3 separate regions of the Homo sapiens genome follow, and all the other regions are linked to region 1. Evidence: read pairs that join two places in POLR2A ChIA-PET (ENCODE). Cell type or tissue: B cell. All regions are shown on one strand. Each heading gives the region's core, and the rest is flanking DNA. Links, peaks and the distances in the headings are about the cores only. Region 1 holds the start of MIR422A (microRNA 422a). Region 2 overlaps HERC1 (HECT and RLD domain containing E3 ubiquitin protein ligase family member 1). Region 3 overlaps HERC1 (HECT and RLD domain containing E3 ubiquitin protein ligase family member 1).

What was found. Peaks named below come from ENCODE experiments on the same cell type or tissue, not always from the same donor. Only the 100,000 strongest peaks of a DNase experiment are listed, where the experiment ranks them.
Region 2: POLR2A ChIA-PET joins it to region 1 with 6 read pairs; 5 of 35 experiments call an interaction of 5 or more read pairs at or near these places.
Region 3: POLR2A ChIA-PET joins it to region 1 with 7 read pairs; 6 of 35 experiments call an interaction of 5 or more read pairs at or near these places.

The regions. Positions count from the first base shown.
Region 1 is chr15:63,863,670-63,874,018 of GRCh38, forward strand. MIR422A (microRNA 422a) reads right to left here and starts at 7,350; the gene lies at 7,261-7,350. In B cell, for the core only: no CTCF peak of the experiment used is centred there; a DNase peak (open chromatin) is centred at 6,472.
Region 2 is chr15:63,767,439-63,777,787 of GRCh38, forward strand. HERC1 (HECT and RLD domain containing E3 ubiquitin protein ligase family member 1) reads right to left here. Exons shown (of 78, transcript NM_003922.4): 2 at 7,256-8,211. The coding sequence starts at 8,185. Among named protein-coding and RNA genes, the nearest start is that of HERC1, 61 kb to the right of the region's middle. In B cell, for the core only: no CTCF peak of the experiment used is centred there; no DNase peak of the experiment used is centred there.
Region 3 is chr15:63,809,330-63,819,678 of GRCh38, forward strand. The region is part of intron 1 of HERC1 (HECT and RLD domain containing E3 ubiquitin protein ligase family member 1); the gene reads right to left. Among named protein-coding and RNA genes, the nearest start is that of HERC1, 19 kb to the right of the region's middle. RefSeq lists an enhancer at 6,365-7,126. In B cell, for the core only: no CTCF peak of the experiment used is centred there; DNase peaks (open chromatin) are centred at 5,162 and 6,592; H3K4me3 peaks cover 752 bases; H3K27ac peaks cover 477 bases.

The DNA.
Region 1 (10,349 bases), core at 1,622-9,621:
GAGATGGTTTTGGTATGTGGGAGAAGGCAAGAATTCATTCAATGCCAGGTGTGGTTGCTCATGCCTGTAATCCCAGCACATTGGGAGGCTGAGGTGGGAGGATCAGTTGAGGCCGGGAGTTCAAGACCAGCCTGGGCAACATAGTGAGACGCCATCTCTATTTAAAAAAAAAAAAAGATTTTCATTCAACAAATACTTATTAGGCACCTCCTAAGCCAGTTCCACGTGCTTGGAATATAGGCTTTAAACAAGTAAGAAAAAAATCCCTGCCCCGTGAGTTCACATTCCAGAGAGTGACTCCCAGGTTTCTGCTTCTTATGACTGGGTAGATGATGGTGTGTGTCACTGAGATAGGGACATGGAAAGAGAAGCTGGTTTGGAAGGGGAGGGGTGCTGAGGTCCATTAGACATGGTTCGCTTGAGGTGCCTGTGGGATGACCAGGGAGGCTGGCCAGGCAGGACTTGTGGCTGGAGCTCAGATGAGAGGTCTGGCCTGGCAGGAGGTAGAAATTTGGTAGTGGCCACACATGGATGGTTCTGAATTTAAGGGAGATGGGAGACTGACCAGGCAAGCAAGTGCAGTCCAAAGACAGACCAGACTCTGAGGAAACAGATGGTGGCCTAGCTTAGGGCTCCCTTGGCCTTCTATGCCCTCCCTTTAGGGAAGGGAGGAGTGAGGGAAGCAGAGGGGTGATGAGAATTGGGAGAACCAGGAGAGTGGGGTGCCATTGAGCCACTAGGAAAGCCAGTACAGCCCCGAGAGAGGGATCCATTAGATTTGCTCACCAGGCCACTCAGTGACGCCGATGGGGGCAGGTAGTATCAAAGGAATGATGGGATTGGATCTCAGTGGACTGAGGAATAACAAGGAATGAGGAATCAGAGAGAGTTGTGGGTCCTTCTTTCAAAAAGTTTGGCCAGGAGGAGGAGGAGGAGGTAGCCCATCTGTGCCCTCTAGGGAGAACAGGTGTCAGGGCACAAAGGAGAGTACATGTCACTGTGGTTCAAAGTCGACTTAGGAGGGTCAGTGAGGAGCCATGAGGGGCCAAAGCATGCTGTGCGGTTTCCCCTGGCTCCTTTAGGCAACAACAAGCCCGCCTTCCAGCTACTCTGGATGGTTGATCTGCCAGGAGCCTCTCCACCTCATAGAAGGTAACCTGGCCTGCTGGGAAGCACCCAGCCTTCAGCTTGACTTTGAGTTTGCAACTCTACTTGGCTGCTTCCTCGTTGAGTAGCTATAGGTAAATTCATTAACTTAGCCTCCGTTTTCTCATCTATAAAATGGCATCTTCACAGGGATTAAATAAAAGAACATTGTGAATATAATCAACTTAACTATGGACTTAAAAATGGTTACAATGGGCCGGGCACAGTGGCTCACGCCTGTAATCCCAGCACTTTGGGAGGCCTAGGCGGGTGGATCATGAGGTCAGGAGATCGAGACCATCCTGGCTAACATGTGAAACCCCGTCTCTACTAAAAAATACAAAAAAAATTAGCCGGGGGTGATGGTAGGCGCCTGTAGTCCCAGCTACTTGGGAGGCTGAGGCAGGAGAATGGCGTGAACCCGGGAGGCGGAGCTTGCAGTGAGCTGAGTTCGCGCCACTGCACTCCAGCCTGGGTGACAGAGCGAGACTCCATCTCAAAAAAAAAAAAAAAGGTTACAATGACAAATTTTATGTTATATATATTTTCTCACAATGTTAAGATTAATAAATTAATGTGCCAAAAGCCATTGAATTGTACACTTTTTTGTTTTTTTTGAGACGGAGTCTCAAAAGTCCAGCCCAGGCTGGAGTGTAGTGGCGCGATCTCGGCTCACTGCAGCCTCCACCTCCCAGGTTCCTCCACCTCCCAGATTCTCCTGCCTCAGCCTCCAAGGTAGCTGGGATTACAGGCCCTCGCCATCATGCCTGGCTATTTTTTTTTGTATATATATTTTTTAATAGAGACGGGCTCCACCACGTTAGACAGGCTGGTCTCAAACTCCTGACCTCAAATGATCCGCCCACCTTGGCCTCCCAATTTGCTGGGATTACAGGCATGAGCAACTGTGCCTGGCTGAATCGTACACCTTAAATGGGTATATTGTATGGTATGTGAATTATAGCTCAGTAAATCTGTTAAAAAACATGAATGGGCATATTAATTTGCTTATTTAATTATTTCCTATAAAGTGTTGTTTATAGGAATCGTGCCAACTTACTGCCCAAGTTAAGTTTTATTTGTTGGTATATATTAACACATATACACACAGTTTACAATTTAATTTTCACCCTAAGTGGTGTACAGTCATTAAAGGGGCCCAGACCTCTGGGCTGCTCCAGGTTAAGAACCTTGCCCATGTCTCCTAGACCCTGAGTCTGATCTTCATCTCAGAAGTTGTCAAACTCCACCTGCAAAGCTCACTCTGGGGTAACCAAGCTCTGGAGAACCCAGGCCTCTGATGCAGACGCTTGAGAGGCTGATAAACAGGAAGGCCAATGGCTCCTTTTACCGATGGGGACACACTGAGCAGTCCTGGGTAAGGGCCCTCCCCATCACTGCGTGCCCAGCAGAAAGGAGGAACACAGGGTGCTCAGTGTTCTTCAGCACCCTCTTCCTAGCTATAACAACCATGGTTTTCACTGGCTGGTTCAACTTTATTGTGGGATAGAAGTCAATGATCAGAGCAGATATAAATAAAGAGCATTAGAAAATAATGAATCAGGAACATTTTTTTTTTTTTAAGATTCCAGTTCTACAAACCTGTTAGGAAAAACATCAGCCCCTACCACTCCCGTTTCCCACTTTCCAGGGAAACCACGTTCAGCTCTTACAGTGTCTTAAAAAAAAAAAAAATCTACTCCTTCCTGCTATTTTTCAGATTGGAAAACAGTTTGTAGAAGTCCTGGATGAGGGTCTCAATTTTGACAATTGCTCTAAGAGAACCTGTAAAGCAATATGAAATCTTGTAGAGCAATAGTAATTAGCTGTGGTAGAGGGTAGTTATAATAATGTAACTATTGCATCCTAACCCCTCTACCACAGCTAATTATTTCATGTTGCTGTACAGATTGCAAATGACTCTCCTCTACAGTATATCTTTTTTTTTTTTTTTTTTTTTTTTTGGTTTTGTTTTTGTTTGAGATGGAGTCTCGCTCTGTCTCCCATGCTGGAATGCAGTGGCGCGATCTCAGCTCACTGCAACCTCCGCCTCACGGGTTCACGCCATTCTCCCGCCTCAGCCTCCTGAGTACAGGCACCCGCCACCATGCCGGGCTAATTTTTTTTTCCTTTTTTTTTTTTTTTGTATTTTTAGTAGAGACGGGGTTTCACCGTGTTAGCCAGGATTGTCTCAATCTCCTGACCTCGTGATCTGCCCGCCTCAGCTTCCCACAGTGTTGGGATTACAGGCGTGAGCCACCGCGCCTGGCCTATATCTTTCTTTTTTTAAAAAAGGTAATTTTTATTGTGTTAAAATATACATAATATAAAATTTATCTTTTTTACTTTTTATTTTTTCTTTGAAACAGGGTCTCACTCTGTCACCCAGGCTGGAGTGCAGTGGCACAATCATAGCTCACTTCAGCCTTGAACTCCTGGATTCAAGCGGTCTTCCTGCCTTAGCCTCCAGAGTAGTTGGGCATTTTAACAATTTTTGACTGTACAATTCTTTGGCATTAAGTATATTCATGTTGTGTAGGCATCACCACCATCCATCTTAAAACTTTTTCACCACCTTAAACTGAAACTCTGTACCCATTAAACAATAACTCCCCATTGCTTCCTCCTCCAGCTCCTGATAATGACTACTCTACTTTCTTTCTCTATGAGTTTGACTCCTCTACGAACCTCATCTACCTGGAATCATACATTTGTCCTCCTTTTGTGTCTGGCTTCTTTCACTTAACATAGTGTTTTCAAGGATCATCATGTTGAAGCATGTATCAGAATTACATTCCTTCTTCAGGCTAAATGGTATTCCGTTGTGTATGTATCATACTTTGCTTATCCATTCATCCATTAATGGATGCTTGGGTTGTTTCCACTGTTTGGCTCTTGTGAATAACGCTGCTATGAACATGAGGGTAAAAATATCTGTTGAAGTCCCTGCTTTCAATTCATTCATTCATTCATTGAGACAGGATCTTACTTTATCAGTCAGGCTGGAGTGCGTGGTGTGATCACAGCTCACTGCAGCCTCAACCTTCCAGGCTCAAGCCATCCTCCCACGTCAGCCCCCTTAGTAGCCAGGACCACAGGTGCATGCCACCATGCCCAGCTAATTTAATTTTTTTTTTGTAGAGAAGGGGGGGTCTCACTATGTTGCCCAGGCTGGTCTTGAACTCCTGCCTCAAGCAGTCCTCCCTCTTTAGCCTCCCAAAGTTCTAGGATTGCAAGTGTGAGCCACTGAGCCCAGCCTCAATTTTTTGTATACCTAGAAGTGGAATTGCTGGATCTTCTAGTAATTTTATGTTTAATTTTTTGAGGGACCTACTTTGTCTTTCTGACAACAGTTTTATGACCAAGGTGAGGCAGATACTAAGACAACTGTTCTCATAAACCAGACAGGACACTTGGTGGCTGGCCCAGGGTCTCAAAGCTTGTTGGAAAGTAGAGCTGGGACTTGAGCCTGGCTCTTCTGGCTTTAAGTCCACCTTCTTTCTCGCTACCATGCTGTCCTCCCTATTATATTGGCCTTCTTAAGCCTATAGTCCCCAACCAGAGGTCTCAGATAGATGTTCCCATTCCTCCAGAGCATGTAGAGGAAGCTACATTTATGCAGCCACCCCCCTTTGTTTGCAATCATCATTAGCATCTATCAATGGCACATGCCTGGTCTATTATAGGTCTTGAATTAGAGCCCACCTCACCTCCGGTTAGACTAACTCATTGGATGAAGAAGTCTCATTGACACATTGGGAAAAAGGGTGTGCCTTTGCAATGATTCATGTCTATCTTATATGAATGCTTAATCCCTCAGGGGCTGTTCTTTGATCCAAATTTTGTTCCCCCTCTATTCTGGACCAACTGCTCCACACATAACTCATGGCATTGAAATAACAATTTTAAAGTAGCTGCCACATTTCAGGAATGGAGGGCTTTGCACATGTTAGCTCATTTACTCCCCTCACCCTGAGAAACAGAAAGCATCTTTCTGTTTTGCAGATAAAGAAACATAGGCCAGAGAGATCAAGCCACTTGCCTGAGAGATGGCCCAAGATTTTCTGGGTGCCAACATCAGTGCCTCTATTTCTCCACCTCACAACACCTCCTTCCCAAGGATATCTCCCACTATGTAAGACTTTGTAATCTAAAGCTTATGCTCTTAACGGGAACAGAGGGTTTTTTGAGTTGATGGGTTTTTTTTCTTTTTTCCTGTCTGGAGTTCAGACTTGACTTCTAATTGGTAGGGTTTTGTCCTCACTTCTTTGGACCCTCTCCTACAAGACCCTCTCCTACAAGACCACCCACCAGTCTGGGTCCTAATTGTTTGTGACTCTTTTTCAGGGTGGGAGCAGGGTGGTTATGGAATGACCATGGGTCCCGGCATGTAATAAGTGGCCATGACCTCTAGGTCTCTGGGCTAACACCAAGTGTCCCTGTTTAGCCAGTTCTCATTGAGATGTATTGAATGAATAAATAAGCTCATGAAAAAAAAATCAACCTAGACGATATTCTTCTCATCAAGAATAATAATACAAAATCAACCTAGACAATATTCTTCTCATCAAGAATAAAAATAAAATAAACCTAGACAATATTCTTCTCATCAAACAAAAACAAACAAACAAACAAAAAACTCATAATTATCCCCAGTGTTCTCTGCTTCAAAATAATGTGGAGGTACTCAGGAGGCTGAGGTGGGAGGATTCCCTCAGGCCAGGAGTTTGAGACCAGCCTGGGCAACACAGCAAGACCCCATCTTTAAAAAATTTTTTTTTAATTATCCAGGTGTGGTGGTATGTGCCTATAGTCCCAGCTACTTGAGAGGCTGGTGTGGGAGGGTGATTTGAACCCAGGAGTTTGAGGCTGCAGTGAGGTATAATCTCACCACTGCACTCCAGCCTGGATGACAGAGCAAGACCTTGTCTCTAAAACACACACACACACACACACACAAACACACATAATAGTGAGGAGGACTTGAATGCTATGAGAAGTGGGGAGCTTAGGAGGAGAGAGGAGGCCAATTTGCTATGATGAAAAGTTCAGTGCCCTAAGTTGAAATCCTAATTCCAGTCGCTTACTGTGTGGCCCTGGGCACATCACTTAACCTCTCTGAGTCATATTTTTCTCATTTTTGAAAAGGGGATAATAATTCTTGCCTCGCTGAGATGGTTGTGAGGATTAAATAAAATGAGGGGTGTGAAGGTGAGAGCACAGTCTCCAGCACACAGGAGAAATGAGGAAGCAGAGAGAATACTGGATGGATGAATGACCTAGCAAACAGTACAATATAGAATCTGTTTAAAGAAGTGAGCTTAAAAAATCCTCATGTGATGTATGTTATCTTTTGGGGCTATAAATGGCATTAGGCAATGAGGTATGTCAACGAACAATTATGACTCACCGTGGAAATACCAAGTCTTTAAAACCCAAGAACCAATTACCAAATCCAGCATCAAAGACACACTGAAGCACTTAAAAAAAAAAAAAAGTCCCATAGTCTAGGATGTGACAAAATTGCTATGTGTGGGATAGAGCCCTTGATTGCTAAGAAGATTCTGAACATTCACAGTGGAAAATTTTTCTCTTCCATAGGATCAAGTGAGAATCCTATATTCTATATGTGGATTAGGACCAATTAGGATGTCAGGGTCTAAATGATTTTGGTGATCTTGGCCCTAAGGATTGCAGGCAAAACCCAAAAGCCACAGTCTCTGAGCTCCTCCACTAAGGGTGTGCCCAACCCCCTCCTGCTCCCCCTCCGAAGCACTGGAGCTCCTCGCTGCCGGTGCCAACCTCCTCTTCCAGGAAGGAGCTCCCCACTCTCCCATGCCCTACTCTGGAGCTCTGGGTCTGATGTGTGCCTGGGCCTCCATGCTCCTGGCCTGAGGTGCTGTCCAGATGCTGAGAGTTGGGAGACTTTGCTGTCTCCAGGAATATTAATAGCATGGGAGCTGTCCAGCCTAGGGAGCCAGCACTGAGAACAGGAGCTGGGCAGGGAGGGCCTCGGAGCTCAGAGCCCAGGACCCAGAGCTTCTGAGCCAAGCTAGGATAGCCAGGAGGGGCCCTGGAGGCCATGCCTAAATGAACAAAGGAGGAAACTGAGGCCCAGGGAGGACAAAGCTTGGCTCAGGGACAGAGAGCCCATCTGCAGCAGAGAGACTCAGGCCTTCTGACCCTAAGTCCAGTGCTTCTCTCGTGTCCTCACATTGTGGGCTTCCCCCAGCAACATACAGTATTATATGCTCACCAATGAGGTATGCATCTGCTGACACATACCTACCACTGACCATGACACTCACTGATACAGCCCCCTCACAAGGTGCTTTTATCATCTCATTTAATTCTTACCACTACCCTGTGATTAGCTATGGTAGTACCGTCATCATCATCGTATTTTCCAGCTACAGAAACTGAGGCACAGAGAGGTGGGGTGCCAGACCTGGGGACTGGAGTCAGTTGTGAGAGCAGTGCGCCAGGGAAGGTTGCCTAGAAGAGGGGACATCTGAGCTGGATAGAGAAGCAGGTGTTCACTAGGAGGGTAAAGGAAGGGAAAGACATTGTAGGGAGAGGGACCAGCAGGAACAAAGCCTAGATTTATGAGGTTGGGGAGAGAGAGACAGAGGCAGAGAGAGAAGAGCACTGCAGGAGCATGAGGCATGCAGAGGATGATAGAGGGTACGGTGGAGACAGTGGGCAGGGTGGGGCTGGGGACTGTCTTACACAGCCATCCCTAAAGGCTCTCTCTGAGGGAACATGTGCATTAGTCCCGGGGCAGCAGACCCTCTGGACCCCAGCCTGAAAAATTTTGGAGCAGAGCTTCCCTAAGTGTTTTCCCTGACGGTGTTCCCAAGGGGTGTGGCTTAACCTTCCAACTACGCAGTAACCTCTCCTAAGTAAGAATAGTATCTGGCCAGACGCAGTGACTCATGTCTGTAATCCCAGCACTTTGGGAGGCTGAGGCAGGCAGATCACTTGAGACCAGGAGTTCAAGACCAGCCTGGCCAACATGGCGAAACCCCCTCTCTACTAAAAATACAAAAATTAGCTGGGTGTGGTGGTGCACTTCTGTAAGCCCAGCTACTCGGGAGGCCGAGGCATGAGAATTGCTTGAACCCAGGAGGTGGAAGTTGCAGTGAGCTGATATCACGCCACTGTACTCCAGCATGGGTGACAGAAAGAGACTATCTCTCAAAAAAAAAAAAAAAAAGTGATATCTCTCCTTCTGGGGTCTCCCTCCTCCATCCCAGCCTAGCTGTGGGCTGAAGCCCCATGTCATCAGGATAAAGGCTCAAGGCCTGGCTACCAAAACACAAAAACACAAGCACTCAGGCCCTGGCCTTTAGGGCCACTTACTTGCCTCCTATGTGTCTGGCTGGGGAGAGGGAAGAAGGATGACTGAAGGACAGGCTGGGGAGAGGAGTCATATCGCTGTGCCAAACTTGCCTCAAGATGGGGTACAAGAAGACAAGGAAGGGAATTTATGTTCATTGAACATTTATTAGGCAGTTGATTCCATTCTAAACACTTTTTTTTTTTTTTTTTTGAGACAGAGTCTCTGTCACCCAGGCTGGAGTGCAGTGGCGCAATCTCGGCTCACTGTAAGCTCCACCTCCAGGGTTCATGCTATTCTCCTGCCTCAGCCTCCTGAGTAGCTGGGACTACAGGCACCCGCCACCACGCCCGGCTATTTTTTTTTGTATTTTTAGTAGAGACAGAGTTTCACCGTGTTAGCCAGGATGGTCTCAATCTCCTGACCTTGTGATCCAGCCACCTCAGCCTCCCAAAGTGCTGGGATTACAGGCATGAGCCACCACACCCTGGCTGTAAACACTTTAATTTAAATATGCTATTTTATTTAATCCTCTCAAAAACCTTCACTTTATAATTGAGGAAACCAAAACTCAGAGAGGTAAGATAAGTCACCTGAGGTGTTTCCCCTGAGGCCATACTTCCCACTAGTATCCGCCTATGGGGATACTAAGGCCGACCTGGAAGTTGAGATTGACAGCACTGCTCTGAAGGAAATCTTTAGCTCAAGGACCCCCTTAATCCACTGGCCTTGTTGACCTTTCTTAGAACTGCACTGCCGTGTAAGATACTTTGATGTAACCTTCCTTCCTTCCCTCTCTCCATCACATGGGTCAGACCTGCATTGACGTCTGACGCCTCTCTCAGCCTTGCCAGCTCCCTCTCCAGTTTTGCACACTTACCGAATAATCTCCTGCAGTCTAACCCTGTCTTGATGTCTGCTACTTGGAAGACCTGGGCTAACACAGCCATACAGCTAGTGGTAGCTGGCTGGGCTTAGACTGACCTATATAATCCTTCTTCTGCACCATGTGCCACCTGCCATGAAATGGAAATGTCGGGGACTAATGTGAGCTGCTGCCTGGTTTTCTTTAAACAGCACAGGACAGAACTCCTTAGCCCTCCTCCCTCCCACAGCTTCCTTGCTTCCTTCCAGATGGAGTGACTGGCTGCCTCTGGAATCTCAGGGATCTCTTTGTGCCTGCCTGGCTGCTTCTCACTTTTCCCTGGGACTCAAGTGGGGAAGAAAGTCTACGTAGGTTTATTTATATCTTGAAATGAATCTTCCAGCCTGTTTTACACCTACCTCTCAGTTTCAGGTTATTTTTGTTTTGTTTTGTTTAGACAGAGTCTCACTCTGTTGCCCAGGCTGGAATGCAGTGGCGCGATCTCCACTCACTGCAACCTCCGCCTCCTGGGTTCAAGCGATTCTCTTGCCTCAGCCTCCTGAGTAGCTGGGATTACAGGCACACACCACTACACCTGGTTAATTTTTGTATTTTTAGTAGAGACAGGGTTTCACCATGTTGGCCAGGCTGGTCTTGAACTGACCTCATGTGATCCACCCACCTTGGCCTCCCAAAGTGCTGGGATTACAGGCGTGAGCCACCATACCTGGCCTTCAGTTTCGGTTTTTATTTTGCCTCAGGTCTGAACAATTCCCTCCACAATGACAATGTTCCAAGCTTCCTGAGTGCTGCACAGACTTTGTGACCTGAAAATAAATGAAATAGAAAGTAATCCTACAGATGGTACAGACACCCCCAACTAGGAGGAAGAGCAAGCTTCCTGAAAAGCTGTATAAAGAGCTCTTTCCACAAATTATATTAAGCTTTATAGTTAAGGGGTAGAGGGCTCCCTATCTCAAAGAACCCTGAATCTATGGC
Region 2 (10,349 bases), core at 799-8,798, 97 kb before region 1:
CAAATATCCCCAGCACTTTGGGAGGCCAAGGCGGGTGGATCATCTGAGGTCAGGAGTTAGAGACCAGCCTGACCATGCTGAAACCCCATCTCTACTAAAAATACAAAATTTTAGCCGGGCGTGGTGGCGGGCACCTGTAGTCCCAGCCACTGGGGAGGCTGGGGCAGGAGAATCACTTGAACCCAGGAGGCGGAGGCTGCAGTCAGCCGAGATCGCCCCACCGCACTCCAGCCTGGGAAACAAGAGCGAGGCTCCGTCTCAAAAACAAAACAAAACAGCAAATATCTTGCTACCCTCAAATCAATGAAATGTCAATCACTTTGGAGAGTTCTCCGAAGAGCTGAGTATTACATGGCAGAACTTTTTTGTCATCTAACAAGTTCTCCCTCTGCCTTCAAAAGCTGCTATGATGAAGTCCATGTGAATGACTTTCACACCACTCTCCTCACCCCAGCAAAGCTGCAGAGAAGTTTAATCTTCAGTCTCTTCATATAGCTTCCTTTTCTCCAAGATCTTTATAAATTTACTATGTAAAGCTTCCTGTTGTCATAGTCTCCGTTATCGCCCCACCCCATTAATAATCATTATTCTTAATTATTCTCTTCAGCTGTTCCAAATCCCTCACTTCTCAGATAGCTTTCAATAACTATGATAGCTAATCAGAGCCTTCCAATCATAGCACATTGCTCATCGTCTTCAGATCTCTGATTCTATTCGACTGTTTCTCTTATTGCTGGGTCATCTGCTATTAACCTGCTGCTGCCAAGTCAGTTTTTCTTTTTAATTATTTAGGATGTTGCTTCTCAAATTTCAATGTTGACACGAATTACCTGGTGATCTTGTTAAAATACAGATCCTAATCAGTAAGTAGAGAAGAAGCCTAAGATTCTGCATTTCTAACAAATGTAGGTGATGCCAGTGCTATTGTCTGTGGCTCACACTTTGAGTAGTAAGGCTTCAGAGTCCAGACTCAGGTATGGAATCATATCAGAAGCTAAGTGTTTAAAAGTAACTAGTCCCTAGACATACAATGTGTTGCTACAACAACAAATACTTGGTTGCAACCTCTCCAAATTCCCTAGTTAGCTGTGAAGCATTTCTGAGAAAAATCGCAATTGTGATCTGTGGCTTCGTTATCTAAAAGCCAACTCTAGTGATCACCAAAACAAAAACAGGTAAGGAGTAGACTGATGTACCTTTCTAGGAGCTGGCACCAGGGCCATCATGATCCCTCTTTTATGCCTTTCTACAGTATGGAGAAAAATGTTGAAAACAGCATAAAGTTTTTAGTGATAAACTTGGGTTTAAATCTAGGCTCCATCCCTTACTGGCTCTTACTGAAAGGGTCTCATCCTGAGATGGGAATGATGCCCACAACATTTAGAGCTGTTACATAATTAACTGAAATTATGTGTAAAACATGCTTAGCACAGTTCCCACTACATAGTAAGATCTCAAAACTGATAGCAATAATTATTATTTTGCATTATGTATATATATATTGAGAAAGAAGAGAAAATACTGGGAGCCTTTAATAAATTACTGCCAAATTTAACAATACCAAACCAACAAAATATCCCACAAACACTGTAATGACTGTTGTTAATTTCTCAACAAAAAAGTCAGTATTTAAGGATAAGTCTACTCCAGCTTCAGTCAGTTACGATTGAAGACACACCTAAAACTCATTCTACACAGGCCGGGCACAGTGGTTCACGCCTGTAATCCCAGCACTTTGGGAGGCCTATGCAGGTGGATCACCTGAGGTCAGGAGTTCAAAACCAGCCTGGCCAACATGGCAAAACCCCGTCTCTACTAAAAAATACAAAAATCAGCCAGGTGTGGTGGCAGGCGCCTGTAATCCCAGCTACTCATGAGGCTGAGGCAGGGAGAACTGCTTGAACCTGGGAGGCGGGAGCTGCAGTGAGACGAGATCTTGCCACTGCACTCCAGAGTGGGTGACAGAGTGAGACTCTGTTTCCAAAAAAAACAGGGCTAAAGCTGGGCATTTTTAGAGAAAATAAATTTTGAAAAATATAGCCCATTAAATGTATAACTTCATTTGTTCACATTCTCAACATGATGGAAAGTTCAATGGTCCAAAAATAAAGTCGAAATTAAAATAAATTTTGGGGCCCGGTGTGGTGGCTCACGCCTGTAATCTCAGCACTTTCGGAGACTAAGGCAGGCAGATCATCTGAGGTCAGGAGTTCGAGACCAGCCTGGCCAACATGGTGAAGCCCCATCTCTACTAAAAATATAAAAAAATTAGCCAGGCATGGTGGCGGGCACCTGTAATCCCAGCTACTTGGGAAGTTGAGGCAGGAGAATCGCTTGAACCCGGGAGGTGGAAGTTGCAGTGAGCCAAGATTATGCCACTGCACTCCAGCCTGGGCATCAGAGCAAGACTCTCTGTCTTAAAAAATAAAAAAAATAAATGTTTTTGTTTCACAGGTCTTTAGTTACCTTCCTCTTATCTACCATACTAAATGACAATTTTTTTCCCCTCACATTTGTCTGCTTAAGATATTCAAAGACATAAGATTAGACGGAGTACATTTCCTTCCGTTCTGGCTGTTTTTACTCAAAATTGCTTCAATAACTTCACATTACATATGGGATCAAGTCCCCAAAGCCTATAGCATGGGATACAGGGCCCTGCCTAGCTTGCAGCCTCAATCTCATCTCATTCCATTCCATACATCCCGGGGCTTGCTCTCCCCACAACTCAATCGCTTTGTGAGCCTCTCATCTGAAAAGTTCTCCAGCTCCCCTGACACACACACCTCACAATTGCTGGCAAAACCCTCCTACTTTTCAAATAACCTCAGGGGTACTTCCTCCGTAAGACATTTTCGGTCCCTTTGCCTCCCGCCCTCTTCTTTCATCCCATCATCTCCTCCCAGTACAGACTTCTACTATAGCCCATTATCATTAATTTGAAATGTCTGTGCATCCCTCTTTCATTACACTGTGGGCTGTCTAAAGACATGGATGCTCCAAAGCTTATTCATCTTTTTAACCCAGTGCCTAGCAGTATCTGGCACAACATGTGCAGTAAACACCTAGTGGCATCAAAGGTGAATGGCGTACATATGGTTATTTTTTATAATTTGAAGATGTACACTGAGATTACTTCCCTATTCTCATATAAGTTAATGAATATATTGTGTGTTCCCACCAAATTCATTACATATGTGTGGGCAGCAGAGATTAAGAATCACACAAGTAAATACAATTTACCGATTGAACTTATTTTTGTTAGGTCTTGTACCAGATACTCAATAGATGGTTATGTGTCTCTCCCTCTAACTTATAGCTGGGAGATAAGTTCTGGCCCAGTTACTCAAGGATAGAGAAATTCAAGACGGGGAGGATCAGGTCAGGTTGGGGTCTAGTGTATCAGAAGAGGCTCTACAAACTTCCTAGTTCTCAGACAACAGTAAAGTGTAAGAAACATGGGTTCTAGGCTGGGCACGGTGGCTCACGCCTGTAATCCCAGCACTGTGGGAGGCCGAGGCAGGTAGATCACCTGAGGTTAGGAGTTCGAGACCAGCCTGGCCAACATGGTGAAACCCCGTCTCTACTAAAAATACAAAAATTAGCCAGGCATGATAGCAAGTGCCTGTAAACCCAGCTACTGGGGAGGCTGAGGCACGAGAATAGCTTGAACCCAGGAGGCAGAGGTTGCAGTGAGCCAAGTTCACACCATTGCACTCCAGCCTGGGTGGCAGAGCAAAACTCTACCTCAAAAAAAAAAAGAAAAGAAAAGAAACACGGGTTCTGGAGACCAAAAACATCAGATACTATCACTGACTGTGCAAGAAGAAATAACAAATATATAATTCAGTTTAATAAGCATTCCTTTCCCCTAAAACCAAGCTGAGATTTAATTAAAATTCAATCTAATGTAGGCCTGAGGTGGCTTTGAGACCTAAATTAAGTCAAACACATATTCTTCCCCAGAATAGATCTAGAATTCTGAGAAAAGCAATCTAGTTTTTTTTTTTTTGAGACAGTCTTGGTCTGTCACCCAGGCTGGAGTGCAATGGTGCGATCTCAGCTCACTGCAACCTCCACCTCCCAGGTTCAAGCGATTCTCCCTGCCTCAGCCTCCCAAGTAGCTGGGATTACAGGCACCTGCCACCATGCCTGGCTAATTTTTTTATTTTTAATAGAGACAGGGTTTCACCATGTTGGCCAGGCTTGTCTCAAAACTCCTGACCTCAGGTGATCTGCCCGCCTCGGCCTCCCAAAGTGCTGGGATTACAGGTGTAAGCCACCACGCCTGGCCAGCAATCTAGTTTTTTAGAGGCATCTCTGCCCCAATAAGGAGCTATATTATAGGGTATGGCTTTAGAGAGGAAGGAGGGAGGAACCTCCCTGACTAGCGAATTTGCTATTTTGTCTGGGAATGAGAGGCCAAGTAGAAAGAAAACTGGAAATCCAGCAGTTAAAAAAAAAATTATTTTAGATCTACTTTAAGGTAGGCCTTCATGGAAACCCCGTCTCTACTAAAAATACAGAAACAAAATTAGCTGGGCATGGTGGCAGGTGCCTGTAGTCCCAGTTACTTGGGAGGCTGAGGCAGGAGAATCACTTGAACCCGGGAGGTGGAGGTTGCAGTGAACCAAGATCACGCCACTACACTCCAGCCTGGGCAACAAGAGCAAAACTCCATCTCAAAAAAAAAAAGGGAAAAAGGAAAAATATTTAAACTATCCAGTCAATTATCAAATATGCATACAAGCCTAGACAATGAGGCTAAATGGACACTGAGAAAAGAAATCTATTTTCTGGGGTACCCTCTTCCCATTAAGGAGCAATATTGTAGAATAAGGCCTTAGAAGGTAAGGTCCTCGAGGAAGAGGCTTCTGCCTCAAGGTAACTAGCATTTTGTTCAAACACACCATTGGCAAACATTTAATCATATAACTATATTGTGCAATGATTAATATCTTTTTTGTAACAAAGGTAATGCAAAATAAATAGCCCGTAAAATGAGGAATTAAGTGACTTCTTACAGAAATATTAACATGTGACCATAAATACATTATTTTATTGTTTTAATATATATATATTAAATATATTATTTTAGGTCAATAAATCACTTTACAGACTTGAAAGGAGTATAACATAAGAGGATGTTACCAGAAAGTATTAAGAATCAGAAAACAAAGTTAGAAAAACATGTGCAAATGAGAGGATTTGAATATTGAATAAGAAAACACAAAGAGGCCTACACGCCTCCCACAGCTGGTCCCTAAAGCCTTTCCTAATTATTACATCATTGCATCCCTGGGCAACTCAAGTGAAGAACACAGAACCCATGTCAACATTCCATATCCCAAACAAAGCACGGCATGCTTTTCTTATTTATTTTTATGTAACAGTAAGAAATTCAAATTTTCATAGATCTTATGATCTAAAATCCCCAAGTACTTACCTATGATAAAATTGTAAAACATGACCCAATATTTACCATTTAGTTCATAAATGCAAAAAGTAGGTGAAAACTTAAATGTCCCTGGTTTGAAAATAAATTCAACATAATTGGATTTTATGAGACACTCCTGTCCAAAAGCTTTCTACTTGTTGCGGGTAGGGGGAGACTTGAAATATACATATATCATTTATAAGTGACATTTTTAGTTATTTTAACTAAATAGATTTGTTGGTTGACATCTGGTAACAAAGGATACCGAAAAGACTAATCAATGTAGGCCGGGTGTGGTGGCTCACACCTGTAATCCCAGCAGTGTGGGAGGCCAAGGTGGGCAGATCACCTGAGGTCAGGAGTTCCAGACCAGCTATGGTCAACATGGTGAAACCCCGTCTCTACTAAAAGTACAAAAATTAGCCGGGCATGCTAGTGCACACCTGTAATCCCAGCTACTCGGGAGGCTGAGGCAGGAGAATCGCTTGAACCCAGGAGGCAGAGGTTGCAGTGAGTGGAGATCACACCACTGCACTCCCGCCTGGGTGACAAGAGCTAGACTCTGTCTCAAAAAAAAAAAAAAAAAAGACTTGATCAATGTAACCTAATTAAAATTAAGTCAGCTTTTAAGTGTTTGAGTCTTAATATTTTAAATTTGTATTTTATTTTTTTTTATTTTATTTTATTTTTGAGACAGATTCTCGCTCTGTTGCCCAGGAGTGTTGTGGCATGATCTCTGCTCACTGCAACCTCCGTCTCCTGGGTTCAAGCAATTCTCCTGCCTCAGCCTCCCAAGTAGCTAGGATTACAGGTGCGCACCACCACACCCGGATAATTTTTGTATTTTTAGTAGAGATGGGGTTTCACCATGCTGGCCAGGCTGGTTTCAAACTCCTGGCCTCAAGTGATCCACCCTCCTGAGCTTCCCAAAAGTGCTGGGATTACAGGCATGAGACACCGCACCCAGCCTAAATTTGTATTTTAACATTTGAATTTTTATTCTTGGTTTTCACAAAGGTATATTTCAGTCTTACAAATTCTTGAAATTGATTATACTACGCTATTTTATTATTTATTCTTTAATGTTGTATCCAAGGTTATGATAGTCAAATAATTAATTTCCTCTGACAACACGCTCTTCACAGATCTTTCCTTAGCTCATCACTTCCCTTCATTCTGGTCTCTACTTTAATGTCACAATTCAGAGAGTCATCCCCTGACCACATTAACTAAAACAGCAACTTTTCACCTCCCAAACTCTGTCCTAAGTCTACCAGTCTCTATTCCCTTTCCCTCTTTTATTTTTCTTCTTAGAAATTTTCACTACCTGAAATTATATATTTATTATCTGACTCCTCTACTAGGCTGTTAGCTCCATGGGGGTGGAAACTGTATCCTCAAGGCTGTTGCCCCAAGGTGTAGAATAGTACTTGGCATATAGTAAATGTTTAACATAAATTGGGAAATATGAAAATAAGAGGTTTTTTTTTCTAAAGACCTGCTGATCACTAGCCAAAATCTCTAATTTTTCATAAGTTCGCTAAAACATAAAGTTAGATGAATTTCCCTAGTTCACATGAGAATCCACAAAGCTAAAACTATAAACCTGACTTCTGATGCAGTAGTCTTAACACTGTACCAACCATATATTATCAACATGCATAAAAGTTTCTTCACTCCAAGTATATGAAATATTTAATTAACTCAACAATCACCAAAAGTCTCAAATCATTCACTATTACCACCAATTCATTAAAAACTGCATTGACTTTTCCAAAAACTATTATGAACTTTAAAGTTGAGACTTATAGTACGTACCAAAGAACGCCTCATCTGCATTAATATGGTCATAAAGCAGTCAAAGCTGATCATTCCTTCCTGGCTTGAGAGTAGTTTGCCTTTCTCCATGGTGTGTACAACTGCCGAAGCCCCCAAAGCCATTTCTATCCATTCAAGAAGATATCGCAATGAGCCTCGTTGAGCTGCCAAACCAAGCAGCAACTCAGAAGCTAATCTACGACCTAAAGTGTCTGCCCCAGAATTAGGAATAGTGACTCCTTTAAGAAATGTTGTTACTTGCGATAAGCAGTCCAAGCCCATAGGAGGAATCTTGCTTTCATTTGCTAATGATAATGGTGGCAAAGAGCTCACAACTTCAATTGCAGTATGAATGACATCGTTGCAAAGACTGAGACCAGGTCCTGACACAGGCATCATCCAACTTTGTCTTAGAAGCGCAAATAATAAACTTAGACCAGTTCGAACACCCATTTCTATAAGTGCATCAGTGCTTGACCGGGGGCGTTCACTAACAGAATGGACATCTGCTGAACCAGAACTGCTCTCCGGAGAATGCTGCTGCTGCTTCACCTTGCCTTTGTCATGGTATTTATTAGAAAGTGCATAAAAGACACGCTGGAGTACAAGCAGTCGTTTTCTAAGTGCCCCGGCAAATGGGGAATCTGAACATACCATCTTTGCCAATGCTAGCTGGCTGCTAAGAAGGGCATCCAAATAGTGGTCCTGCTCATCACTTGAAAGAGACTCACGTTCAAAGTCTGGCAACTGTGGTCCTTTGAGGCATAAAACTTGTTGGGGCAAAGGTACTACTTCCTTATTGCTAACCAGTTTAGAATACAGAACAGCAACTCCCTCTCTTGTAGCAATAGATTCACTGTCCTCTGTAATCCAGGAGCTGTTCAAGTGTTCAAGCCATTTCAGCTTCACTGGTGGAATCATAGTTGCCATGTTGATTTATCCTTCAGCCATTAGTCCTGCAAAGGGAGAAGAGAAAACAGTCAAAAACATACAGAGGACTCATAAAATGTTTCCAAAATTTCATCTTACATTACAATTAATGATTTCAAACTGGTGAAATGCAGCCGGGTGCGGTGGCTCACGCCTGTAATCCCAACACTTTGGGAGGCCAAAGTGGGCAGATCACTTGAGGCCAGGAGTTCAAGACGAGCCTGGCCAACATTATGAAACCCCATCTCTACTAAAAATACAAAAATTAGCCAGGCATGGTGGCACATACCTCTAGTCCCAGCTGCTTGGGAGGCTGAGGCAGGAGAATCGCTTGAACCTGGGAGGCGGAGGTTGCAGTGAGCCGAGATCGCGCCACTGCACTCCAGCCTGGGTGACAAAGCGAGACTCCGTCTCAAAAAAAAAAAAAAAAGTTTATGTTAAAAAACAGTAATTTCTTCAGATGTACCTTTTCCATTCAGTTCTGATTCCATTATCTGTGTAACAGTGGGTTCTACAGCTGATGACTCCCAATTTTTTATCTCCAACCCAGGCCTTCTCCCTAAATCCAAATTCATATACACAAGTGCCTACTTGGCCCCTCCACATGGCTATCTAACAGTTTTGGTTATGGTTGGATATCTCAAAATTAACATATCCAAAACTGAGCTCCTATTCTACCAGTACCACCACCCCACCCAAACCTGTCCCTCCTGTAGACTTCTTTCTCTCAATAAATGGTAACTCCATCCTTCTAGTTCCCTGAGCCAAAAACTTTGGGACTCATAATTGTAGAATGGAACACCCACTTTGGAAAGGTGGCTGGCAGTTTCTCATAAAACGAAACATATATCTAACCCTATGACCCAACAATTCCTCTTCTAAAGATTTATCCAAAAGAAAACATAAGACCATAAAAATACTTCAATCAAAATAGTGGTTGCCTCTAGAGGGTGACAGCATGAACTGACTGTGAGGAGCATGAGGACACTTCTTGAGATAATATTCTATGTCTCAATACTGGTGTGGAATACACAGGTTGCGCATTTGTTAAAACCTAGTGGGCTGGGCATGGTGGCTCACACCCATAATCCTAACATTCAGGGACGCCAAGGCAGGAGGACTGCTTGAGCTCAGGAGTTTGAGACCCGCCTGGACAACACAGTGAGATCTCGTCTCTACATAAGAAAATAAAAATAAAAAAACTCAGTGAAAGTGCACTTGAGATTTTTACATTTCACTGCATGTAAATTTTGCCTCAACAAATACTGAATAATGATATGCAAGCTGAAGTATATTTGAGGGAAGTAAACAGACATCTGTAGTTTATTTTGAAATGCATCAGAAATAAGATGCATTGACATATATTTTTTATATACACACAAAATTTTTAATTACAAAATATTGCAGGGAAGGTGTCTCTCAAGCAAGTCCTCAGAATGTCACTTATAATAGCTGGTAATAGAGAGAAACCTCAATCACTGAAGGGAATTTAATTTTCATGACACAGGCAGATCTTCAAGAAAGCACTCCAATGATAAAGATCCCAGACTACAGTAATTAAAAGGAGTTTCTTATATCTCATTATGCCCTGGTAAATTCTAAATATAAAATCTGATGACACTTGCCTTCACAAGTTTATGATTACTATGCTTAATTCATCTTCCTAAGATACTTGTAAAGTATGCACTTAAGAGGGGGGAAAATCATGATCCTCCATCCCACCCTGACTTCATTTGGTATTAAACACCAGCATTGTGCAGAGGACATAAAAGTGCCTTATTTACCTCCATCCCTTCCCACATAAGCCATATGTAATTTTGCTGTTTTAAATTTGGCCAGTTTGATAGCTGTACAGGGATACGTTGTTACTCTAATTTGTATTTCTCTGATTACTAATAAATCTGAACATCTTATGTTTGTTGGTCATCTGGATATGCTCTTCTGGGAAATATTTATTCATGCATTCTCCTATTTTGTTATCTTGTCAACTTGTAAAAGTTTTTTGTATTTTATCACAGTCTGTCCTCAACATTGCAAATATTTCTTCTAAATCTATCTTTTACATACACACACATCTTTTATTTTATAGCTTCTGTTTTCCATTCTTGGTCAAAAGAGTATCCCTGCCCGACTCTCACACCCAGATTCCACATGAATTCTAGAT
Region 3 (10,349 bases), core at 1,526-9,525, 54 kb before region 1:
ATAAAGGTATTCTGACTTACCACTACAAACAACCTAACAAGAATGTGCAAGATTTATCCATAGTAAATTCCACTGCATACAAAGCAGTGCTCCTAAAAGACTCAGAACCTCAAAGCATATAAAGATACATAAGCAATTACAGTACAATATGATAATGTTCCCATAACAAGGCTACACATCAGGAGCTGTGGATAACACTAAGATAATGAAGAGAAAGAATGGCCAGGACACAACAGACCAATCCTGGGCCACTGCAAAAGTTGAGTTGAGAAATATGGGCCTAAAATAAAAGAGGAACAATATATTGAACTTGTACGGAGTTGAATTTTAAGGACATTTAGAAGGTATACTCAGCAGGACTAGGCTCAGTCAACATTTTCTTAGTGTAGTTTTAATCAAGAAACAAAGTACTGTTTAAACTAAGAAATATCCTATTCATTGCAGCCTTGTTTAGAATAGCAAAAAAAAAAAAAAAAGTAATAAAAGCAATGAAAAGGGGAAATGACGTTTTTTGTTTTCTGCTTTTTTAAAATAGAGATAAGGTCTCACTATGTTGCCCAGACTAGTCTCGAACCCCTGGGTTTAAGCAATCCTGCCTCAGCCTCCCAAAGTGCTGTGATTACAGGTGTGAGCCACTGCACCCAGCCAGGAAACAATCTAAAGTCCACAAATAATAAACTGGTTAAATAAATTATACACATATACTAGAATTCAAGGCAGTCATTAAAATGAATGAGGAAGATCTACAATTATTTGGAATGTATTAAGTTGAAAATGATTACTATGATATACTAAGTTAAAAATACATTAAGATGCAGACCAAGCACCCACATCAAAGTATACATACAAAAGAATTAAAAGCAGAGACTCAAACAGATATTTGTACACCAATGTTAATAGGAGCATTATTCATAATAATCAAAAGGCAGAAATAGACCAATTGTCCATCAACAGATGAATGGATAAACAAAATGTGGTGTATACACATACACTGAAATAGTACTCAGCCATAAAAAGAAATGAAATTTTGATATATACTATGAGGAGATCTTTAAACTATTATGTTTCATGAAATAAGCCATTTGTGTAAAAATAAAAAAAAAGAGGGGCTATATATATGAATGCATTACTAGAGTGGTTGAAAATCTCTGGAAGACACATAAGAAACCAATGACAGTTAACTCTGGGAAAAACTAGGAAAATGAAGATACAGTATGAATGAATGAAAGGGAGATATATCTTTTGCTATAACCTTTTTTATACTATGTAAGTTTCTTAACATTTGCATATATTGCTTCTTTTTTTTAATTTAAAAAAAGGGCAAAGATAGTTTTCTATGGATGCTAAAACCAATGGGAAAGCGTTGTAGGAGAGACAACTTTCACGTGATCTCAAAATACCACCACCTAATTGTTTATTAATTACAAAGGGGAAAAAAGTGTACATTTGCAAAGAAATAATCTGGTGATAGTCACCACCTTAAGCAATCAAATTTAGCATTACCTATAAAGAAGGAAAATGGCACTGAGTGCCTCCTGAGGTGATTTAAGGAGTACATAACATCACCTACATAGTGTTAATGCAGCAAATGTTTAACTTGAATATGTGATATTAAAGAACCAAGAGGCAAATTCACATTGTAGGACATTGTATAAGACAACTGGCCTAGATTATTCAATAAAGTTAATGTCATTTGGGAAAAAAAAAGGCTGGGGTTTACTCTAGATTTAAAGAAACATAAACACCAAAAGCAATATATGAATGTGATTGGATCCTGGACCCGAAAAAAACAAAAAGCAACTATAAAAGATATGTGGGAAACAAGAAAGATTTAAACACAAATGTTGCATATTAGGTGACAATGAATTAATGTTATTTTCCATCGGTGTGATAAAAGTATTGTGGTTAAGTTGGAGAATGTCCTTCTTCTTAGAAGATACATGCCAATGTACTGGGAGAGGACAGGGAGGATCATGATGACTACAAATTAGTCTCACTTAAAGCAAAATGTATGCATGTTTAGAGGGGAGGAAAAAAGCAGTTGCACCAAAATGTTGCAATTTGTGAATCTAGGTGAAAAGCGCTATTCTTCATTTTTTCTATAAATCTGAGAAATTTTCAAAATCAGAATTTGGGGAGGAGTATAGAAACAGCTGAATCAGGCACAGCTGAGCCCCGGTAACATAAAAGATGAAAGGGGCCGGGCGCGGTGGCTCACGCCTGTAATCCCAGCACTTTCGGCGGCCGAGACGGGCAGATCACGAGGTCGGGAGATCGAGACCATCCTGGCTAACATGGTGAAACCCCGTCTCTCCTAAAATTATACAAAATTAGCCGGGTGTGGTGGCAGGTGCCTGTAGTCCCAGCTACTCAGGAGGCTGAGGCAGGAGAATGGCGTGAACCCAGAAGGTGGAGCTTGCAGTGAGCCGAGATCGCGCCACTGTACTCCAGCCTGGGCGACTCAGTGAGACTCCGTCTCCAAAAAAAAAAAAAAAAAAACAGAAAGGAAAAAACAAAGGTTATCTTTGACAATGAAAGTATACATAGGAATTAAATGATAAACATGGTTTTTCTATTGTTAACCATGTTCTTCCTGATGGAGCATATGTAATAAACTCATTCATTCCCAGGAGTATCTGTATTAAACAAATCTTACTTTTAATTTCCTTACAACATAATCATTTTTAAGTAATTACAGTGAATCCATCTCTATAAATTTAGAGCCAGATTTGTAACTCTCGCTCAAAAATGAGCTGGCAGAAAAACACTGTTCCCATAAACATAGACACTAAGTTGCCTACCCTTCCTACAAGTAAGAGAAAAGCCAGACAGCAAGATGACAAGTTTACTTAGGGTTGTGTTTTTACAAATTACACAGAAGGAAGCTAAAGGGCAGCGAATAGCCTGGTTCACCAAAAATCATAGGAAGACACAACCTTCCATCTCTTAAATCTTCAACCCACATTTCCATTGTTTCAAAACAGTAGGAATTCCTATGTTAGAAAATATCTAGGCAAATCTGTATTGTAACATGACTGGAGGTAAGTTTTAGCAGGGAAAATCTAAAAGGCCAAACTGATTTGGAAATGTGTATGGGCTTACTTTTCTTTGAATACATCTATTGCCTTGAGAATTCACTTTCACACAACACACTGAAGTCACACTATAAAGATCTGATTCAAAAGGAAATGGGAAGTTTCTCCTGTTTCCTCATCTTGAACTGTATCTAACTCCCTCCTGAGAATCTCTCAGGTTGACAAAAAATAAGCAGAATATGAAAATAAATCCATCCCTGTGGAACTCATGAAGCTGCACACTAGTAAGCTTCACTTCTATGAATGTATATTATACTTTGATTAAAAAAGGTTTTTAAACATTTTTAAATAAAAGACATAGGTACAAATTTAACAAAACGAACAGGATCTACATGCTAAAAATTATAAAGAAAAAATAAAAATAATAAACGAAAAAATTATTAAGGAAAGAAATCAAAGATAATCAAAATAGATGGAAAGACATGCCACATTCCTAGATTCGAAGACTAAATATTATAAAATGTCAACTGTCCCCCAAATTGATCTATAAATTGAATGTAATACTTAACAAAATACCAGAAAGATTTTTTTGGAGTTATAAGCAACCTTATTTTAAAATTTTAAGTGGAAAGAGTAAGGAACTAGAATAGCTAAAAACACACACCTTACCATCAACTTACAATCAACGATATTGAGATACATAAATGAAACATATTGCCAATCCTCAAAAAGAAGATTTTCAAAATAAGACCTTCATAAAAATCTGCTTGGGCAGAGAGAATGATTAACAAAGCAAATTATTAGATATTGTCAATAAATCAGGAAGATTTGCTAAAGAATCTACAGGTGGTTTCTCAAGAATTGACTTCAAGTACAAAAATCCATTTTACAACACAACAGGTTCTTTTCCCTCCCACCACTACAACAGTACTGATAATCAGAGATGGACACACACACACACACACACACACACACACACACACACAAACTCGTAAGTACACACACTAAAAGAGCCCATACATAGATTACTCCAAAAGAGCCACACTTTATTCTTCTTAATGTTTACAAAATCTGAGTTACTTATCTTTTAATCTAGGATAGTGCGAAAGGGTTTTTTTTTAATATCAACCCAAAAAATAATCAATAACCCCAAAGTCTAAAGAAAAAACAATAAAATGAAGATTTACACTACTCATTGTCTCCTTAAATTAACCTAACCCCAAATAATTTTTTACCTACTCACCTAGCCTTTACTAACAGGTCAGCTATTAGTGTGGGAAGAAGAGGAGAGGAAACTATCCATCCCAGTTTGCCCAGGACATTACCATTGTATGCCTGTGTTTCTGTATGTACCATTTTACTGTGGCAGAGGCAGGAGATCAAATGCCTATCAATGTCCTCTTTCAAGAATACAGCATTTTGTCCAGGTATGGTGGCTCGCGCCTGTAATCCCAGCACTTTGGGAGGCCGAGGCAGGTGGATCACCTGAGGTCAGGAGTTTGAGACCAGCCTGGTGAAACCCCGTCTCTACAAAAAATGCAAAAATTAGCAGGGCATGGTGGCGGGTGCCAGTAATCCCAGCTACTTGGGAGGCTGAGGCAGGAGAATGGCTTGAACCCAGGAGGCAGAGGTTGCAGTGAGCTGAGATCGCACCATTGCACTCCAGCCTGGGTGACAAGCGCAAAACTCCATCTCAAAAAACAAAAAACAAACAACAACAAAAAAAGAGTACAGTATTTTAAGTTATAAAACTATATGTACAGAATTTGGAAAAGAGTATTTCTGTATATAAATAGACCTATTAAAAATCTGGACAACTATACATCATAATTTAACAATGATTATTCTGTGTGGTGGGATTACAGATGGTTTTCACCTTTCCCACTATCTAAAAATCATTTTTTACAACAAATATATTACTTTTCACACTTAGAAGGGAGTTATTTCCATTTGTTAAAATGCAACTTTTCTTTGTGACCCAAATCCTCATCTCAAGAGCACACACTACTCTTCTTTAATACATGTTATTTGCCAAGAACTAAGGCAATGTGATTTAGTATAGACAACATTAGCTTTGTGGGTGGGGGAGGGGGTTGGAGGTTTTTGTTTTTTTGAGATACAGTCTGGCTCTGCTGCCCATGCTGGAGTGCAGTGACACAATAGCTCACCACAACTTCCACCTCCCAGTTTCTAGCAATTCTCATACCTTAGCCACCCGAGTAGCTGGGATTACAGGCGTGCACCATCACATCCAGCTACTTTTTGTACTAGTTTTTGTATTTTTAGTAGAGACAGGGTTTTGCCATGTTGGCCAGGCTGGTCTTGAACTCCTGGCCTCAAGTTATCTGCCCGCCTCGGCCTCCCAAAGTGCTGGGATTACAGGCGTGAGCCACCACACACGGCCAACATTAGCTTTCAAGATGCAGAAAATTTAAATCCAAGAATCAGCTCTGCTGTGGAAAATATGAAACCTACCTGTCTACGTCTCAAAATTGTTAAGAGGATCAAATAAGAATTCATATGAAAGTATTTTAATGCAATGTACTAATGTGAGCTATGATTATTACAAGTTCATGAATAAAACTGTATAACCTCAGATCTCATGTATAAAATGAGTGGGGTCCTAAATGAGTTCCAAAGCATTTCTAAATCTGAAATTCTGTATTAACAGTGTCCTCTTAACTCAGCCTTCTACCTGCATCTAATCTACCTCCCCTAGAAGTATACCTTGTTTTATGGATAATGGTTCCCAGGTCTTCATGCTTTCTATCTTCACTAGGACGTAGCCAACTCTCCACATTCGTCTCTTATGGCTCTGATTGTCTAAAAGTTAAATATGTCCGTTCCCTCCAAAAAGACTTTAAATCCCCTCTTAATCTAATTTATATTTCACGCTCTCCACCTTCCATATCTTGCAATATAGAGTAGTGACTATACTATGCACATGAAACCTGAAGCCAGGCTACCTAGGTTTAGATCCTGGCTTTGCTATGTCACTAACTCTGCAATGTAACCTTGAACAATTTACTTAATCTTTCTGTGCCTCAGTTTCCTCATCTATAAAATAGGTATAACAAGAGTATGCCTACTGCAGAAGGTTGTGTAAAGTAATGAAAACCGTGCCTGGATGTAGTAAATGTTACATAGTGACTGATGAAGTCCTTTTCTAACCTTGCCTCTCTAAAAGTGTAATGCTTACAGGCTAAGATGAAACAATGAACCAACATTTGCCTCTGGCTTTTTCTCACTGAAAAATGTCTTATTTACCTATCAAAAGTTTCTCCATATCACTGTAGTGAAGTCAAACACACTCTTCATGGTTGGATATATTTTTTTTACTCTGTTCAAATCCTCTAACCTAACATGTTAGTCCGGTCTCATGCTGCTGTGAAGAAATACCCAAGACTGGGTAATTTATAAAGGAAAGAGGTTTAATTGCCTCACAGTTCCACAGGGCTGGAAAGGCCTCAGAAAACTTACAATCATGGCAGAAGGGGTTAGCAAACACATCCTTCTTCACATGGGGGCAAGAAGGAGAAGTGCCTAGCAAAAGGGGGGAAAGCCCCTTTTAAAACCATCAGATCTCATGAGAACTCACTATCAGGAAAACAGCATGAGGGTAACCATCCCCACGATTCATTTACCTCCCACCGGGTCCCTCCCCCCACACGTAGGGATTATGGGAACTAAAATTCAAGATAAGATTTGGGTGGGGACACAGCCAAACCATATACCTAACATTTCCCAAAACTTGTTCCTCAGATCACTAGTTCCTCAAGATGTTATAAGGAGGAAAAAAGGTTCAGAGATCAAATAAATTTGGAAAATACTAATTTAATGTTAAACAGGCTTCTTTACTGTAAGTCTTTTACATGTTAATATGTACTTGACATTCCAAGAGAGAATAAAGTACACATTGTTTCCCAAGTTTATTCGACTCCAGAGCCCTTTTGTCAAGGAGCCACATTGGGAAATGCTGCTGCTCCAGTTCTTTGACAGCTTTTAATAAAAATATGCTGTCTTATGTAAACTCAATATTTTATTAATCTGATTCACACAAAAGGTCTGTTCTCAAGTTCATGCTGAGAAATCTGGCTCAAGAAACTAGTAACTACTGCCCTGCACAAATTACTTTTGAAATTTCTGAATATCAACATTGTCCTCTTAAAAAGAACAAACATCAGTGACCAGCTCCATACTCTAAGTCACAAGCTATTTATTTCATGATGAGATTTTAACCTATTTATTTACCAACATCCTTTAAATAAAGTGTATTTATTCAACATTCCCAAATTATCAATAATGAAGACTTGCACTCTTCCTTTAAAGGAATTCCACCACAGAACCTTGCCAATCATCCCAGTACCAGTGCTGGCATACAGTGTCCTAAACATACAACTTACAGGGTTGAAGAAATACTTAAAAAAGAAAATGCCATCTAACACATGAATGAAGAAGGAATAATAGAATTTCACAATTTTGCAATCACTGATGAATTAAGAAGTCTAAGCAATTATCATCAACAGCTGCTAACATCACAAAGAGACATAAGACCTTACATATCTCCCGATGGAAACAAAAATCACTCCTATGAAGTACTCTTACTGAGAGGGAAAAAAAAATACAAACCAACCTATCAATTTACAGGAAATTCAGGAGACAGGAAGAACATGTTAACTGACATTACAGAGATGCAATGAGACTAAGGGAAACTTATCAGGGCAAACAACCTGCTTTCTTTTAAAAAATAAGAAAAAAAAGAGATGAAGAGAGTCTAAAGATTTAAAATGATGTAATAAACATGCCAAACTACTGTAAAGTATGAACCTTATTTGGATGTCACTTCAAGCAAATAAACTATAGATCTATATCTATCTATAAACCAGAGAAATATGAAGCCTGATTCATATTTGATATTAAGAACTTGCTATACATTTTTTGGTATGATAATGTTATTATGGTTATGCTATAAAAAGAGATAGACACTCTTATCTTTTAAAAATCAATATTGAAATATCTGAAAGGTAAACATTACGTATGTCAAGGATTTGATTTAAAACAATCCAGAGGCCGGGTGTGGTCGCTCACACCTGTAATCCAAACACTTTGGGTGGCCGAGGCAGGTGGATCACCTGAGGCAAGGAGTTCGAGACCAACCTGGCCAACATGACAAAACCGCATCTCTACTAAAAATACAAAAATTAGCCGGGCGGGGCAGCACATGCCTGTAATCCCAGCTACTTGGGAGGCTGAGGCACGAGAGTCGCTTGAACCCAGGAGTTGGAGGTTGCAGTCAGCCAAGTTCGCGCCACTACACTCCAGTGTGGGTGACACAGCGAGACTCTGTCTCAAATAATAATAACAACAACAATCCAAGGATTGGGGATGAGGGGTGCTAGATAGAAATATAGATGAAACAAGACTGCCTATGAGTTGATAATTCTTGAAGTTCAATATTGGGTACATGGGAGCTCTTTATACTATTCCCTCTACTTTTATGTTAATATATATTTAAAATATACTATAATAAAAAGATAAGAAAAAATGCTGTATGGGAATTGAATTATCATAGTATCTACCTATTCCCATAATAGATTAATCCAGAGTCAGGCACAAGTGAGTATTAATTTACTAACATCAAATTATATTTCTAGAATACCATAAGGAATCATTTGACATGAACTTCACAAGTAATCAACATGCTAAGCTCTCCTATATAATAATTACTCTTATTTGCAAGTCTGTTAACAATATCTAACCAATTTATAGCTCTCTGTGAAAAAAAGTGTTTAAGTATTATTTATTTTTAAATTTTTTTTATTAAATAAAGCAACAGTCACAGAAAAAAAATTGCAGACAATATTGCAGAATCATTGCTGTCTTTCTAGTCCTATGGGCCTATGGTACTTCTGGAATTTATTGTCAGCAGAGTTACTGCATAAAGCACTCCGGCTCACTGAGCTCCCAAACAGCACTAGTTTTATCTTGTGTACAAAAACCCTTTCCTGCCTGCCTACTCTGAAATAAGGAGCCAAACCGACAGATGGCAGACGAAAAGGAAGAGGGAGGTGATAAGGAGGCAGTACAAGACAGCACCAGGAAAAAATAACAGAAAGAACTGAAAGACATCTTAAATACGAATATAAAAATATAAAATATTCACCAATTTCTTAGATTTTTGCAAAACTAAGTCACATTTTGTCACTAATCAATTACTTTAAAGCTAAGTGATTCTGTGAATTCATATTGGATTTTATTCCTTTATATGGCGTAGCTTTGAGAGTTTTGAAAAATCCTTCTTAATATCTTAGACCAATTTAAATTAACCAAAGTATTTCAAACTATTCTCAAAAGAACAAGAGAAATGGGACATACTAAACTTTTATCAACATTTCACTACTGCCACATATCTGCCTTTTTAGAAGCTACCAGACTTTCTTTTTCAACTTCTAAAGAGTAAAGTGCCCCACCTCTATGCTAATCCATGATACAGTCAAAACCACTTCAGTATTACTGCAGCCTACTAGTAGGTTTTAATTAAAATATTGGTTTAAAAGATATTATAGTGCTGCCATTAGAATTATAGTTTTAATCTAAATTTATGTAAAACGCCTAGGCTTTTGGTATAACAAACATTATTTAAGAACATGCCAATTACCATAAGCCATCTTGGCCCATTCGTAATGCCAAGCACTTCTGCTTCCAGATTAAGCAGCTTTCCAATCACTTACTTTAGAGATCAAACCTGCAGTACCATATAACATAGAAGACCACTACTCATACTCTGGCAACTTTACAAAGAAATAGCAATTTCTAGGCTTTGGTTGCAGAACCAGAACCAGTTCATTTCTGGTTGCATCATTAAAAAAAGAACAACTAGAGGTTGAGATTATTCAGGGGCTCATTCCTAAGGCAGCTCCCTCTCTCTTCCATGGAAATTTGTCAAATGGAAGAATAACATCTGCCTGCCTGTCTCACAGAGGTGTTATTCACATCAATTGAGAAAATGTTTACAAAAGTATTTTATAAACTAAAAAACTATAAATAAATGTAAGTTGTTATTCTCTATTTGCACTCTAGACAGTTTGCTTAACCTTGCTCCTTAATATCATTAGGTTTCAAGGTCTACCAAGAAAAGCTTCGTATTTCAAGGCATAAAGATTCACTAATATTCACTTTTTAATAGCGAAGTCCAGTCCTTACACCAATTACTGTTCTCTTCTAACATCTATTCCTCTCCTTGGCAAAACAGAACTAGAAACATGCTTTAAGAAATCAAAGCAATAGGTAGTCTCTAAAGTTCCGTCTCATTGT